Regions from separate parts of the Homo sapiens genome. Here all the other regions are linked to region 2. A link is a contact called in ENCODE Hi-C or POLR2A ChIA-PET data. All regions are on one chromosome and are shown on one strand. Each heading gives the region's core, a stretch centred on a gene start or an enhancer-like site at or near the end of the contact. The rest is flanking DNA. Distances are from core to core; before and after follow the strand shown.

Region 1 (4,548 bases), core at 1,150-3,649, 280 kb after region 2:
CAGTCAGTGGCGTCTCTTTTCACCCTCTTAACAGATTCTCCTACAAAGCCACATTTTAAACTGTGATTAATTCCAGTTCATCCATTTTGTTTTACGAATTGTGCTTTTGGTGTTCCAACTCCTTTTAAAATCCAAGATCAGAAGAGGTACCTGGACAAATTACCTGATACCCCCCGCTTCCCCAGTGACTAGTTTCCTCATATGTAACACAGGGAAGATAATTATGGCATCTACTTCATAAGTTGTATCAAAAGAGTAAAGCTATATACGCACTTAAAACACTGTCTGACACCCCTAGTGTTTGCTGTTACTATTTTTACTAATGAAAATAATATCTTCATTTGTTCAGACTACCTTATGAAAGTCCTCTGAAAAAATGCCTGATAACTAACTCTGGAGAAAAAAAAAAAAGAGGGGTTAACAATCACATGTGCAAAGGAATGATTTGGTTGAGAGGGAGATGACTAATGAATCCTCTGAACACAGGTATCATGCCAAGTTTCTCAAATAAAAGGTAAATCAGAAACAAAAGAAATTCTGACCCCAGGCAGAGCCAAAAATAAAAGTAATAATTTGCCTCCCCCAACTCACAGCTGCTGACTCCATAAGCACTTATTCCCACTGCAAATGGCTCAGAACAGCAAGGGAAGCACTACAGAGATGGCTTCAGTCCCATCATCACTTAGAGAAGAGCTCTTAGGCCCTGCTGAATGTTCCAGACTAGACAGGCTGGGAGTCTTCCTTTGATTATCACTGGCAGGTGAATGAAGGCAGCTGCCACCTACCTTTAGGAATGGTTATGTCCCTAATTGTGTATTAAAGATGGCTCTGAGTAATCTTAAAGCCAAATGAAAAGAATATTTTAAATTAACCTTCGGGGAACTCACAGGAGGAGGTTTTCTTCCCCGTTCTGGTTATGAAGACAGGGACACAGGACATCTCCTGCACTGATCTCTTTGTATGGACAATATGCTTAGATATACAGTAGGTAAGGTGACAAGTAACTCTTATTTGTCACCCTGCCCCTCTCCCCACTCAACCCACCAAGGTGAATTGGGCATGTGTACCTGTGTATCCCTAGAAAGAATTGTGCACTTCTATCTAGGAATAAATATTTATTCCCAGGTCTATCTCCCTCTCCCTAAACAATACCACCAGGGTACGGATTCATTAGTCATCTCCCACCCAACCAAATCCTTCCTTTGCACAAGAGGGCAGGGACCCTACTCAATTCACCCCAGTACTTCAGTGCCTTGAACACAGCCTAACACATAATCAAAGCTCATGAATGTAACAAGCTGCCTGGCAAGGCTGGACAGATAGATGGGTGGGTGAGTGGGTAGACAGACAATTGGATGGACAGGAAGATGGGTGGATAGATCAACACACAAATGAAAGCTAAAAGATGACGACGGATACCAAGGAAGATCAAAATATTCTTTCTCAACACCAGCAAAGTCCACCAATGCCTTAAAGTCACTTCTCTAACTCCCCCAAGACAGCATTCATGACCCTCCTCTTAATAAAAGCTACTATTACATTATGGAATTGGTAGAGCACTCATTTCCCTCAATGTTCTAGGGGTTCTGCTTCTATACAACTTCTATACAACTTACATTTCCTATCTCAATTGAGCTTCAGAGACTTCATCTCTGTAGCTTCCATATTGCCTGATATCTGGAAATGTCTTGGGAACGAGTTACTCCTGGACACATTTGGTGGTTTGACTCAGTTTCTAAGGCAAACTGGAGTTTTACAAGTATGTTGTACATAGCTGGAATCCAGTAAATGCTAATGGAATTCATAGCTCCGTAAGATGATATGACTGGCTGTTTAACAACACCAACAACCAAAAATGCAGAGGAGGTGAGGTTCAACAATTCACTAGGAGGACTCGCCAGACTCAGCATGTAGATGTGGCTATGACTTACAGCATCTCATGGCTATGACTCATCACAGCAAAAGGACATAGAGTAGAACCAGCAAAGGAAGAAGGTCTATGAGGCAAAGTCTGGAGGGAACCAGGCTCAAGCTTCAAGAGTTCTCTCCCAGTAGAGTCACACAGGACACACTTAATTCCTCCAGCAATGAGCTGTGACCACACGTGTGAAAACATGTTTACGAGGGAAGCTCATTAGAGGTTCCGTGCCTAGGGTTTTCACCCAGGACTGGTTAGGCAGGCATCCAAAATTGTAGACTCCCAGAAGGAAAACAGATGTTCAGAATAAACTATATTGTTTGCATCAACAGTTTAAGCACAGTGACCCAGTCTTATCGGGTCTGAGAATGATGGGAACCCTCCTAAAATCCAAGTCCCCAGATGCCAGCCAAAGCCAACCTCGTAAGCAGGCCTGTTGAAGGATGGCAGTCAGGATTGTTATGTTAACTGTCTTCTGTACTCTCTTGTTTATACAGAAGAGAATTAACACAGCAATCCTGGCTGCCATCCTGTACTCTCCTCCCTATACAGAAGAGAACATAGCAATCCTGACTGCCATCCTTAGAAAGGCCTGCTTAACATAACTTTTTGGGAAGTTAGTCAGTGATTCCACTAATGCTGCCTTTGTTGACAATAGTTTTGGATTTCTCTGGGAATTGCCTTTAGAGCCCTCTATCTATCCAAAATATAATAAATCTCCAACATTGAACGCAGACTTGATCTCTAATAGCCAACGTATATGCAAAAACCTCTTTGGTTCAAACCAGAAGTCAACAATAAAATAATAAACTGCACCTTTCTACCATGGTCTTCAGGCACAAAGGGCAAGGACCATTTATCCATTCATTCCATGAACATGTATTTGGCACCTTCTGAATACAAAGCAATTTGCAGGTTGACTGCTTGAGACGCACATATCAAAAGGGAGGCTGCAAGAGATCCACAGTTCAGCTCCCTGCTGCTCAGTAAAACACACACTTACCAGGCACACACCTGGCACCTCTTCACATGAACACTTTGCAGAAAGCCAGCTGCATATCTGTGTGTTTTGGGTACCTTGAACAACCTACTTTGATTTTCCCTGAAAGTTAAGACTAAAGTGCCTGGCTTAAACAAAAACAACAACAAAACCCCAGCTCTAAAAAATGACTGAACTAGCCCCCAATGTCCCCAGTGCAACCCAGGTTTTATTTTTCCAGAGCATGCAGAGAGTGCAGTCAAGTTCAGCCTCCTCTTCTCTACCATCATGCATTTTCTAGCTGATCCCAGTCAGGTTCACGGCTTTCAATGGCCTGCAAAGGCCAGCAACCTCCAATCTGTATCTCCCACCCTAACCTTGTTCCAGAACTCCTGGCTCATATCCCACTGTCTGGCCCAATATATTCACTTGGATATATCGAAAAAGCACCACTCATTCAATAAGACTGAAACTGAACTCCTAATGTTCTCTCCCAAGCTTGTTTCTCTTGCAATCTTCCCAGTTAGAATATATGGACAGCTCCCGAACTCCACCAACTTCGTTCCTTTAGGTGCTCAAATAAAAAACTAGACACACCCTTGACTCTTCTTCCTCTGTTAGTCTCATATCCAATATCTCAGAAAATCCTGCTGAATATACCTTAAAGACACACCTGGATTTGGACTATATCCCAACACTTTGGCCACTACACTTGGTCTAAGCCACCAGCATCTCCTGCTTGAATGAAACAACTGTCCTAGTTTCCTAACTGATCTCCCTTCCTCTATCCTTGTCTGCAAGCTCTGCTCAAGTCAGTAACCAAAGAGATCTTTTAGAAAAGCAAGCCAAGGAATCTCTTTCCTCTGCCCCAACCACTCCAATGGCTCCCAACTTCATTCAGAGTAAAGACTCAACCCTGGTCGGGCACGGTGGCTCACGCCTGTAATCCCAGCACTTTGGGAGACTCAGGCGGGCGGATCACCTGAGGTCAGGAGTTTGAGACCAGCCTGGCCAACATGGTGAAACCCTATCTCTGCAAAAATACAAAAAATTAGCTGGGCATGATGGCAGGTGTCTGTAATCCCAGCTACTGGGGAGGCTGAGGCAGGAGAATTCCTTGAACCCGGGAGGCAGAGGTTGCCATGAGCCCAGATCACACCACTGCACTCCAGCCTGGGCGACAGAGCAAGACTCTGTCTCAAAAAATAAATAAATAAGTAAATAAATGAATAAATAAATAAATAAATAAATAAAATAACAACCATCATTATACCTAACATGTCCTATTTCTTCTCTTCCAATTGTTTTCTTCCATTCAAACAATGTTCACTGTCACTATGAACTTTGTCTAATGCCTCTCCCCTTGCTACATTTTATGATTATTATTTTTTGAAATTTATTAAGCTGACATTCACATAAAATAAAATGAGCTATTTTAAACAACCCAGAGGCATTTATTTAGTGCATTCACAATGCTGTGCAACCACCACCTCAATCTAATTCCAAAACTTTTCCATGAACTCCAAAACAAAACCCCACACCCATCAGGCAGCTTCTGCCCTTTCTCCCTCCCTCCCAGCCCCTGGTAATAACCAATATATGTTCTGTCTCCATAAATTTACCCACTCTGGATATATCTTATGAATGGGAT
Region 2 (4,797 bases), core at 382-2,881:
ATATACCTTAAAGAAGAAGGGGGAGACCTGGGTCAACAAGAGCAGCTTCATCTGGAAAAATCAGGCTACAAAGTCAGACAGCAGTGAGCAGGACTGGCCTGAAGATTATAAGGAGAACTGGGTGATGCCCCAAATTCACTCTCCTTGCTGTCGTTAGATCACTCCAACTCCTACAGATTTTTCTGGGATCTGAGGCACCCTCTCTTCTCAAGGCAATGGGAACCAGGATTTGACTTGAGGAAATCATACAGCTGAGAAGATCTGGCAACTTCATACCTTAAGCCAAGAAGCTAGAATAATGGTTAATGTGCATGAAGTCCTTTATGCTGAGCGCTGCTCTAAATACGTGGCATAGAGGAACTCATCTGTGTGTCACACAAATCCCAGGAATTACATATTGTGATCATCATCCCTATGTGAGAAAATTGAATCCCAAACAGGTTAAATCAACAGCCCAAGGTCACACGCCAGCAAATGGCAGACACAGGATTTGTTTTTGTTTTGAGACACTCTCACTCTGTCGCCTAGGCTGGAGTGCAGTGACACCATCTCAGCTCACTGCAACCTCCGCCTCCCAGGTTCAGGCAATTCTCATGCCTCAGCCTCCTGAATAAAGGCACATGCCACCATGCCTGGCTAATTTTTGTATTTTTAGCAGAGATGGAGTTTCACCATGTTGGCCAGGCTGATCTCGAACTCCTGACCTCAGGTGTTGCGCTGGCCTCGGCCTCCCAAAAGGTTGGGATCACAGGCACGACCCACCGCGCCCGGCCTCAGGCACAGGATTTGAACCCAGGCTGACTGGCTCTGGAGTCTGGGCCCTTCTCCCCTAGTGTTGATCATGATAGTGTCCAATATTCTTGTTCTCCAATGAGGCCCTCCCAGGTCACCAGGCCAAGGAGAATTCACTAGGACAGGAGTGGAAGTGTAACTGCACCCCCTGAGGGGACTGGAGTGGGGCAGAGAAAGGGGTGTGGTACTGACCGTGGGGGTTTAAGTGTTAATTCTGATCACATCCTGACATACATCAAAAGAGACGGTCATGTGTACATATATCCAGGGACCCGCACATCCAGGGACCAACATCCTAGATGTTTCTGCCCCTGGATGTGTACACATATGACTGTACAACTAGCTGACCAGATGGAAGTCAGCTAGTTGGAACTTACCTAAAACAAGACAGCTAGTTGGAATTTGTTTTAGGCAAAAGAAAAGAAAAGAAACACTTTCACAGGCAGCTTGATTCCACAGAGCACTCTGGCTTTCTGCAGATTAAAAAAAAATCTCATGGATATGCTCAAGCTGAAGAATGAAGATCCAAGTCAAGACAGAGGAATCCTGACTCACTGCAATGATCTCTGGCAATTCTGCAGGTCCCTGAGCTGCGTGCGTGCGCGCGCGTGTGTGTGTGTGTGTGTGTGTGGTCACATATGCCTCAGAGAGGAGCATGCCTCAAAGGAGACCCAGGGGGGCTCCCTGGGGTTGGAGGGAGGAACAGCCAAGGCATAATTTCTGCCCCAGAGACAATGAGTTTAAAAGCTCCACTCTGCCACGGGGATATCTAAATTATACTTACAGAAACCTCAACTCTTTATTCATTTGCACCAGAAGGGGGCACTGTTACCTCTAAAACGCATCTCAGGCCACAGGTCCCCATAAAATAAAGTACCAGCCCCTGCACTGGCTCCCGAAGACACCCAGGTTCCCTCTCAGGCTCCAGACACTCCCCACCCACACTGGGAGTTTATTCCCAAATTGAAAAAACAAAAACACGTAAATGATGATTCTCTCCCAGCTTTCTTTGAAATCACTATTTTTACATCCTTGACTGCTCTTCTTAAAAGCAAGTCTGTCATTTAACCAAAAGAGGAAACATAGTATTTTAGAAGTGAAAAACAAGGAAAAAAAAGAGAAAGAAAACAATTCATTCTTTGAGAGGCTGATCTACATGGCCACATCACCAGCCCACATTCTGTTTATGACGCTGGGTAAAAAGAGAACATTTCCAAGTCGTGTTCTTAAGCACAGGGGAATTTGTCTCTTCTTGATATTTAGTTTAAGTAGCATTTTCTTTTCCTTAGGATTAAGAAGTTTGTACTCCCTGGCTTCCTCTTGCTGAGAGGCTAAGAGACTGTTCGTCTATCTGTTTCAGTGGTTTTTCTCTTTTTTTTTTTTTTTTTTTTTTTGGAGTCAGGGTCTCACTCTGTCACCCAGGCTGGAGTGCGGTGGTGTGATCAGAGCTCACTGCAGCCTGGATCTCCTGAGCTCAAGCAATCCTCCCTCTTCAGCCTCCCAAGCAGCTGGGGCTACAGGCCTGTGCTGCCACGCCTGGCTAATTTTCTACTTTTTGTATCGCTCAGCCTCCTGAAATGGGGACTACAGACGTGTGCCACCATGCCTGGCTAATTTTTTATTTTCTGTACTGATGGGGGGTCTCACTATGTTGCCCAGGCTGGTTTTGAAACCCTGGGCTAAATCAATCCTTGCACCTCAGCCTCCCAAAGCGCTAGGATTACAGGCAAGAGCCACTGTGTCTGGCCTCAGTGCTTCTTAAACCATCCTGTACCTGAGATTCATGGGGGTGGCTGTTCTCCAAATCCCACAATCCCGCAGGGAGACAGCAAGCTTCTGCTCTCTGACAAGCACGGGAGGGGACTCTGAACTCTCTGCAGAACACAGCAGTGCTGAGCTGGGCCATCTCTAACTCACTTCCCCACCAACACCTGCCCCCACTGCCCACCTGGGCATTGAGCTGAGCCACATCAGCTTGCAGCTGCTTTCTGTTCACATCTGAATCCTAATCCCAGTCTGCTCTGCCTGACTCCCGGAAGTGTTCTGCGTCTTTCTGTCCTGGTTTTAGTAATGCTCTATGAGACATGATCTGACAGAAATTCATGGGATTCCGTGCAAAACACGAGCTGCTGTTTTGGGACTTCTGTGTGGGCCTCTCTTCCTTCAATGTAAAAAGAAAGCGTGGAGTGGCTCCGTGAACTGATTCCCAAAAGCTCACTTCCTTAAGGCATAACAAGCTTCCAGCTGTATTTTCATTGCACTGATCAGCACCTGAAATCAATGTATCTATTAGTAATAAAAATAAGTAGTAATTTGATTGTGTTGTTTACATGTGTCTGTCTTTGCTGGCAGGTGAGCTCCTTGAGGCCAGGGCACTGATTTTCAGTCCCCAGCGCTTGCCAAAGAGGAGCCTGGATGAGTGTATTTTGGCACTGTTGCCTGGTTGCAAAATGAGATGTCCCACTGGCTGGGAACTATGGGTTATTTCAGGAATGACTATAGGACAGTAAAAAGAGAACACAGTGAAGAAATACGTGGTTCTTAAAAAGTTTCTCCAAGAAGTAGCACACTGTATCAGTCAGCATTGCTGTGTAACAAGTAATCCTCACATGTAGTGGCTTAAAATGCAAGTAGGCAAGCTGGCCTGACACAGCTGGGCTGTTCTGGTTTGGGCTACGGTGCTCATGCCTCTGCAGCCATAAGTACAGCTGTTGGATCAGCTGGGCTGGCTACTATAGGGTGGCCTTACCTGCTAGCATAGGATAGCTCAGATGATGGGGCCTCTCTCCACATGGGCTCTCATCCTCCAACAGGCTAGCCCGGGTTTGTTCACAACAGGGCAGACAGGCTCCCAGAGTGGCAGGGGGAGCCCCAGTGCTCAAGTACTTTTCAGGTCTCTGCTTGTGTCATGCTCATACCATTACATTGGTCAAAACAAACGACAAGACCGGCCCAGATTCAGGAAGTGGACATAGATGCCTCCTCTTAATGGGAGGAGCTACACAGTCTTGGTGAAAGTAACCGATGTAGGCAGGGGAAAAACTTGTGGCCATTTTTTGCAAACACATATACATACACCACGTTTTTTCTACTCACATTCTAATGCAGAGTACTAGCAATGTCTGCAAGGGAAGCTGAGAGGTGTAGCTCTGTGTTAGTCCATTCACACTGCTATAAAGGAATACCTGAGAATGGGTAATTTATAAAGAAAAGAGGTTTATTTTGGCTCATAGCTTTGCAGACTATATACAAAGCATAGCGCCTGCATCTATTTCTGGTGAGGGCCTCAGGAAGCTTCCAATCACGGCAGAAGGCAAAGGGAGAACAGGCAAGTCACATGGCAAGAACAGGAGCGGGAGAGAGAAAGGGCAGGTGCCAGCTTCTTTAAACAACTAGCTCTCATGTGAACTCGGAGCAAGAAGTCACTCATTACCACGGGGATGGCACTAAGCCATTCATGAGGGATCCGCTCCCTTGACCCAAACACCTCCCATCAGGCCCTACCTGAAACACTGAGGATCACATTTCAACATGAGATTTGGAGGTGATAAACATCCAAACTATATCAAGCCCTTAGCTGCTGAGCTACTTGCCAGCTGTAACTGTATTACTGAGGAAGAGCAAGACAAATTTTTGGTGAAGAGTTAGCCACCTCTGTCACAGGCATTTTGTAGACGTTGCTGAAAGGCAGTTCACAGGGGATGTGCTCATTTGCACTCCCACCAGCATCACCAACAGAATGTGTTACCAAACTTACAGATTTTCAGTAATCTGAGAGTTAATAAATGGTATCTCTGGTGCATGCCTGTAATCCCAGCACTGTGGGAGGTGGAGGTGGAGGCGGGTGGATTGCTTAAGCTCAGGAGTTCCAAAGCAGCCTGGGCAACATAGGGAGACTTTGTCTCTAAAAAAAATACAAAAAAGGCCAGGTGCGGTGGCTGATGCCTATAATCCCAGCACTTTGGGAGGCCAAGGTGGGTGGATCATGAGGTCAGGAGCTCAAGA
Region 3 (4,669 bases), core at 1,957-4,456, 320 kb after region 2:
CACCCTGTCCCCAGCAAAATAAATAAATAAATAAATAATTGTCCTTTAGCGATTTCTATCCTAATAAAACATCTTTGGCAGTAGATCACCACTGCGTTCTGGAACAGTCCGTCCTACTGGTGGGGAGTTCCAGAGGTTAAAAGTTCTTCCTGAGATGATGTTCATCTCCCTCACTCCCCCAAAGGCTCCTGGGTCTCCCTGATTGTGTCTGCAGAATTAATCCAATCCATCTTACCCGTGACGGCTCTCCACGTTTTTTGTTTATATCAGGGAGGAAAAAAATGAAAGGAATGAACTACTCCCATAATAGAAAAACCTTTGCCAGGAGAGGAAGTGAATGTAGAATTTCTGATAGAAACCAATGCTTTTACCTAAACAGTGGCTTCAGAAATAGCCCAGTCCATAGACCCACCAAAAAGTCAAGAAATAATTTAGGATATTAGTTCATTTTTGCATCGCTAGAAAGAAATTCCTGAGGCTGAGTAACTTATAAAGAAAAGAGGTTTAACTGGCTCATGGTTCTGCAGGCTTGTACAAGAAGCATAGCACCCACATCTTCTGCACTTCTGGAGAGGGCCTCAGGAAACTTACAATCATGGTGGGAGGTAAAAGAGGAGCAGACACGTCACATGACAAAAGTGGGAGCAAGAAAGAGGGAGGAGGTCTCAGATTCTTTTAAACAACCAGATTTCTCATGAGTAAGAACTGTTTCATCACCAAGGGGTCAGTGCTAACCCATTCATGAGGAATCAGTCCCCATGATCTAATTACCTTCCACCAGCCCCATCTCCAACACTGTGGATTTCACTGCAACATGAGATTTGGAGGAGACAAACATCCAAACCATATCAGCGAGAAAAAAGCATGTTTTCCTCAACCCCTGGCAGAGAAGATCCCCATTTACACATATGTTGGAACAAACAAATAAATAACTGAACAAATAAGTGACCATATGTTAGCATGCCAATAGAGAACATTCTCATTCTACCGCAGCCTGTATAGATCACAAAAACAGAACAACTAGTGAGAATAAGATTTAGTAGCCTGAACAGTTAAAATATGAATGCTATGGGGACCAATTGATTCTTTGCTAAAATTCTTAATTTCCCTAGAGACAGACTGACTGCCTTCAAATCACACGTTTACATGAAATAAAAAAATAAGAAAAGCGATTATTAACTACCTACCAGGTATGAGGCACTTTGACTTGCGTCACCTCATCTAACTTTCATGCATGCCTACTACAATGAACTATGCCCCTCATTGTTCCAGAGAAGATCACCTGGACCCAGGAAACGTGGGGGCTCCAGGCTTCAAACCCAGATGCATTCAACCCTAAAGCCCAGGCACCTTCTGCTGTAGGAGACATAAAACCCTGCTGATCCCATTTACTTATGAAACGATCTATGGGCCAGATCATTAGAGAAAATGCCTCTAAAATGCCTCCGAATTGAAGGTGGTAAGAAACTATGTAAACCAACACAGGAAAATGAATACGCAGGAAATGCACACCCATACTAACTAGGTTTAGGATTTTGCCCTACTTCATATTCAATTATAAAACTATTTGATTTAATAATATATGCAAAGCAGCACTGCACCAAATCGGCACCCCCTCAAGAAAATGCACATCCCCTCACTGTAAAATCTAGGAAAAATAATAGAATCCATGCATAAAAAGGGACCTAGTTTTTAAAAGACAAAAATGGTCATAAAAATGAATAAGAAATCCTGTTGCAGTTTTACTTCCTGTCTTTAAAAACTTTTTATACATACATTCTTTTAAAACTATTTTTGAAGACCAACTCACTTTGGCAAAATACTGAGAGTAATATAGTTTAATCTCTATTAGCTTGGAGCTGTGAAACTACATTGTTGATTTATTTCTCACACAGTCAAAATTTGGTGTGAAAGGTTCTAGCATCTTTTCTTGCAAATATCTAGTATTTTACCACTTTTAAAGTACTATTGGATCTATTGCCCTCCTTCATCTTTACAGCAACCCTAGATATAAGGTAAGTACAGACAGTCCCCGATTTAGGATAATTCGACTTAGATTTTTCAGCTTTTTTTTTTTCTGGGAAAGGGTCTCGCTCAGTCACCCAGGCTGGAGCACAGTGGCGTGATCACGGCTCACTGCAGCCTAAACTCCCCAGGCACATGCTACCATGACCATCTAATTTTTCTAGTTTTTATACAGACAAGGTTTCGTCACGTTGCCCAGGCTGGTCTCGAACTCCTGGGCTCAAGTGATCCACCCGCCTCAGCCTCCCAAAGTGCTGGGATTACAGGCGTGAGCCACTGCACCTGGATGACTTTCCAGCTTTATGATGATGCAAAAGCAATATGCATTCAATAGAAACTATACTTGAGTACCCATATAACCATTCTGTTTTTCATTTTCAGTACAGTATTTAATATACCTAGGCTTAGGTTGCATGATTTTGCCCAAATACAGGCCAATGAAAGTGAGCATGTTTAAGGCAGGCTAAGCTAAACTATGCTGTAATGTAGGTTAAATGTATTAAACGCAAATTTTGAACTTGATATTTTCAACTTACGATGGGTTTAGCAGGATGCAATCTATGCTAAGCCAAGGTGCGTCTGTTCTGTTACTCTCATTTTTTTTTCCTCTTACAAATGTACAAAAAATGTTTCAGAGTTTTTGAGGGAGCTTTCCAATGAAAGTGACAGAAAATCCAACTCAAACTAATGCAGGCAAAATAAAGGACTGAATAGTTCACAATCTGTAAGGTCCAGAGGTGAATCTACCCTGTGGCAAGGTTTGATCTGGGTCCAGGAGATGGCCTGGTCCCTCTCCACCTCAGCTCTGCTCTCATCCACACGGACTTCATACTCAGATGCCATGCAGTAGCAAGACAGCTACTAGGTTGGATGTAGCTACAATATCCGCAGCTCCAACCTCTGAGTTCAAGGCCAGTGGGAAAGAACACACATACCTCTCAACAGCCCCAACAAAAGCCTCATCACATCTTGTGGGCTCCAACTAGGTCATGAAACCACCTCTAAGCCAATTACTATAAGCCAGTATTAGGAATAATCTGAGTCCTATGTCTCCCCCTGAAGCCCTGCACAATATCATCTCCACCAAAGTCCATGGGCTAAAGGGTGGGTGTGAGTGTGGGTCTCCCTGGGAAAACTAAGCAGGGTGAATAAATACAAAGTCAGAAAGCCAAGAGATCCTCAGCACAGGCTATGTGACTTGCCCTGAGTCACACTGCTACTAAGAGACAAAATCAGGACTCATGCACAAATCTCCTGGGACCGAGTACTCCAAAAATAGTGGCAAATTATTTTAAAGCACACGGGTGAATCACAAAAAGTCCTCCAAACTGAACCTCTTGGTCACAAATAACAGTCTAAAATATTTAACAAACTGCCAACAGGACTTCAAAGAAAGCCACTTACAAAATAGAAAGTTTGTAACATTAAACACAGTTACTGTTATCGAAATCGAAATCCCTTTATAGTTCTAAATGGTTCCTTACCATCTAGAAAGTCAGAACACTGTACTCAAAAGTAAAATCGAAAAGCTTTTTGATCTATTTTTGTCTCTACACGGACGTAAAGCACCGAATCCTATTTATTAAGTGCCTTCGACGCACGCTGTTGCTCTGGCGATTCGCAACTCGAAAATGACACTTACTATTCAGCTAGAGATTAGAATCTCAAGCAGTAGGGCATTTTTTAATAAAAAATTAAATTAAAAATAGATTTGCCATTGTCTGCTTAATAAAACTAGTAGCTCTGCTGGCTTAGAGGGGAAATAACATATTTCTTCGGATTTTTATATATTCATCTGAGCAGTGCTAAAAAATAAAACAAAGTTACTAATATTCATATCTTGAGCAATTGTACATTGCTTCTAACTATACATTCAATCTCTCTGGCACATCCACTGTGGCCCTGAGCAGCCAGTACAGGCTCTTCTACCAAAACGAAGCAAGCCACTCCAAAACCTGACGCGTGCAGGTGTCACGAAACACCAGGTGCAGCTTGACAGATGTGAGCCAAATAAGGAAACATTCAGCCCAGCACTGCCCAACAGTCATGATGTATATTTTCTACATCTGTGCTCTAAAATATGGTGGCCACTAGCTGCAGGTGGCTATTGAGACTAAGGAACTGTATTTTTAATTTTATTTCATTTCAACTCATTTAAAGTAGCCACATGCCGCTAATGGCTACTGATCTAGAGGGCAGCTGGGATGTTACTCTTGAGAATGTCTCCAGCATTTTACCTGTTGCTCTCTCTCACTCACATTTCCCATTCTAGCACAAACAAAACAAAACAAAACAAAACAAAACAAAACAAAACAAAACAAAAAAACCACAACACCTACAGTTCTCCAAACAGGGCATCTGTTTTGTTCCTCTGGGGGGGTCCTGTCTATGTTGTTCACGTGGCCCTGGATTTCCATACTCCTAGCCTTCCTGGAAGACATCCTTTTCATCCTCACAACCCAACCCAGGCTTTATCTCTTCTGTGAAGCTGTCCTTGATTTTCCGTTCTATCTTCCCTGCTTGTGAATGGGTCAGCTCTCCTTCCCCACCGCCCTGTGCGTGTGAACATCTTTGTTCAGTATACTGCAGTGGGTCGGGAGTATGTCCCTTCCAGACTGGAAGGCAGAGAGGGTGGCTGTAAGGA

What was found. A loop is a pair of places that touch in the nucleus more often than their neighbours do. ChIA-PET counts read pairs that join two places held with the same protein, here RNA polymerase II (POLR2A). Pooled maps may share reads with other maps.
Region 1: a loop to region 2 is called in a map of IMR-90, with 2.2 times the contacts of the local background. The contact joins two enhancer-like sites. A Hi-C loop is called at or near these places in 2 of 168 maps with a recorded cell type or tissue (IMR-90 and prostate gland), 1 of 37 single-sample maps with no recorded cell type and 2 of 50 pooled maps.
Region 3: a map of OCI-LY7 shows a loop between it and region 2 (4-fold over the local background). The contact joins two enhancer-like sites. A Hi-C loop is called at or near these places in 1 of 168 maps with a recorded cell type or tissue (OCI-LY7), 7 of 37 single-sample maps with no recorded cell type and 4 of 50 pooled maps. POLR2A ChIA-PET finds 5 or more read pairs at or near these places in 1 of 52 experiments (A549).

The regions. Positions count from the first base shown.
Region 1 is chr22:33,801,637-33,806,184 of GRCh38, forward strand. The region is part of intron 1 of LARGE1 (LARGE xylosyl- and glucuronyltransferase 1); the gene reads right to left. Among named protein-coding and RNA genes, the nearest start is that of LARGE-AS1, 79 kb to the left of the region's middle. Within about 2 kb of position 2,400, at least 3 of the 41 ENCODE cell types and tissues checked have a DNase peak (open chromatin) inside an H3K27ac peak, as active enhancers do.
Region 2 is chr22:33,517,836-33,522,632 of GRCh38, forward strand. All of the region lies in intron 6 of LARGE1 (LARGE xylosyl- and glucuronyltransferase 1), which reads right to left. Among named protein-coding and RNA genes, the nearest start is that of MIR4764, 84 kb to the left of the region's middle. Within about 2 kb of position 1,632, at least 9 of the 41 ENCODE cell types and tissues checked have a DNase peak (open chromatin) inside an H3K27ac peak, as active enhancers do; they include OCI-LY7, where a contact is called at or near this core.
Region 3 is chr22:33,838,610-33,843,278 of GRCh38, forward strand. The region is part of intron 1 of LARGE1 (LARGE xylosyl- and glucuronyltransferase 1); the gene reads right to left. Among named protein-coding and RNA genes, the nearest start is that of LARGE1, 80 kb to the right of the region's middle. RefSeq lists an enhancer at 3,292-3,351. Within about 2 kb of position 3,207, at least 3 of the 41 ENCODE cell types and tissues checked have a DNase peak (open chromatin) inside an H3K27ac peak, as active enhancers do; they include OCI-LY7, where a contact is called at or near this core.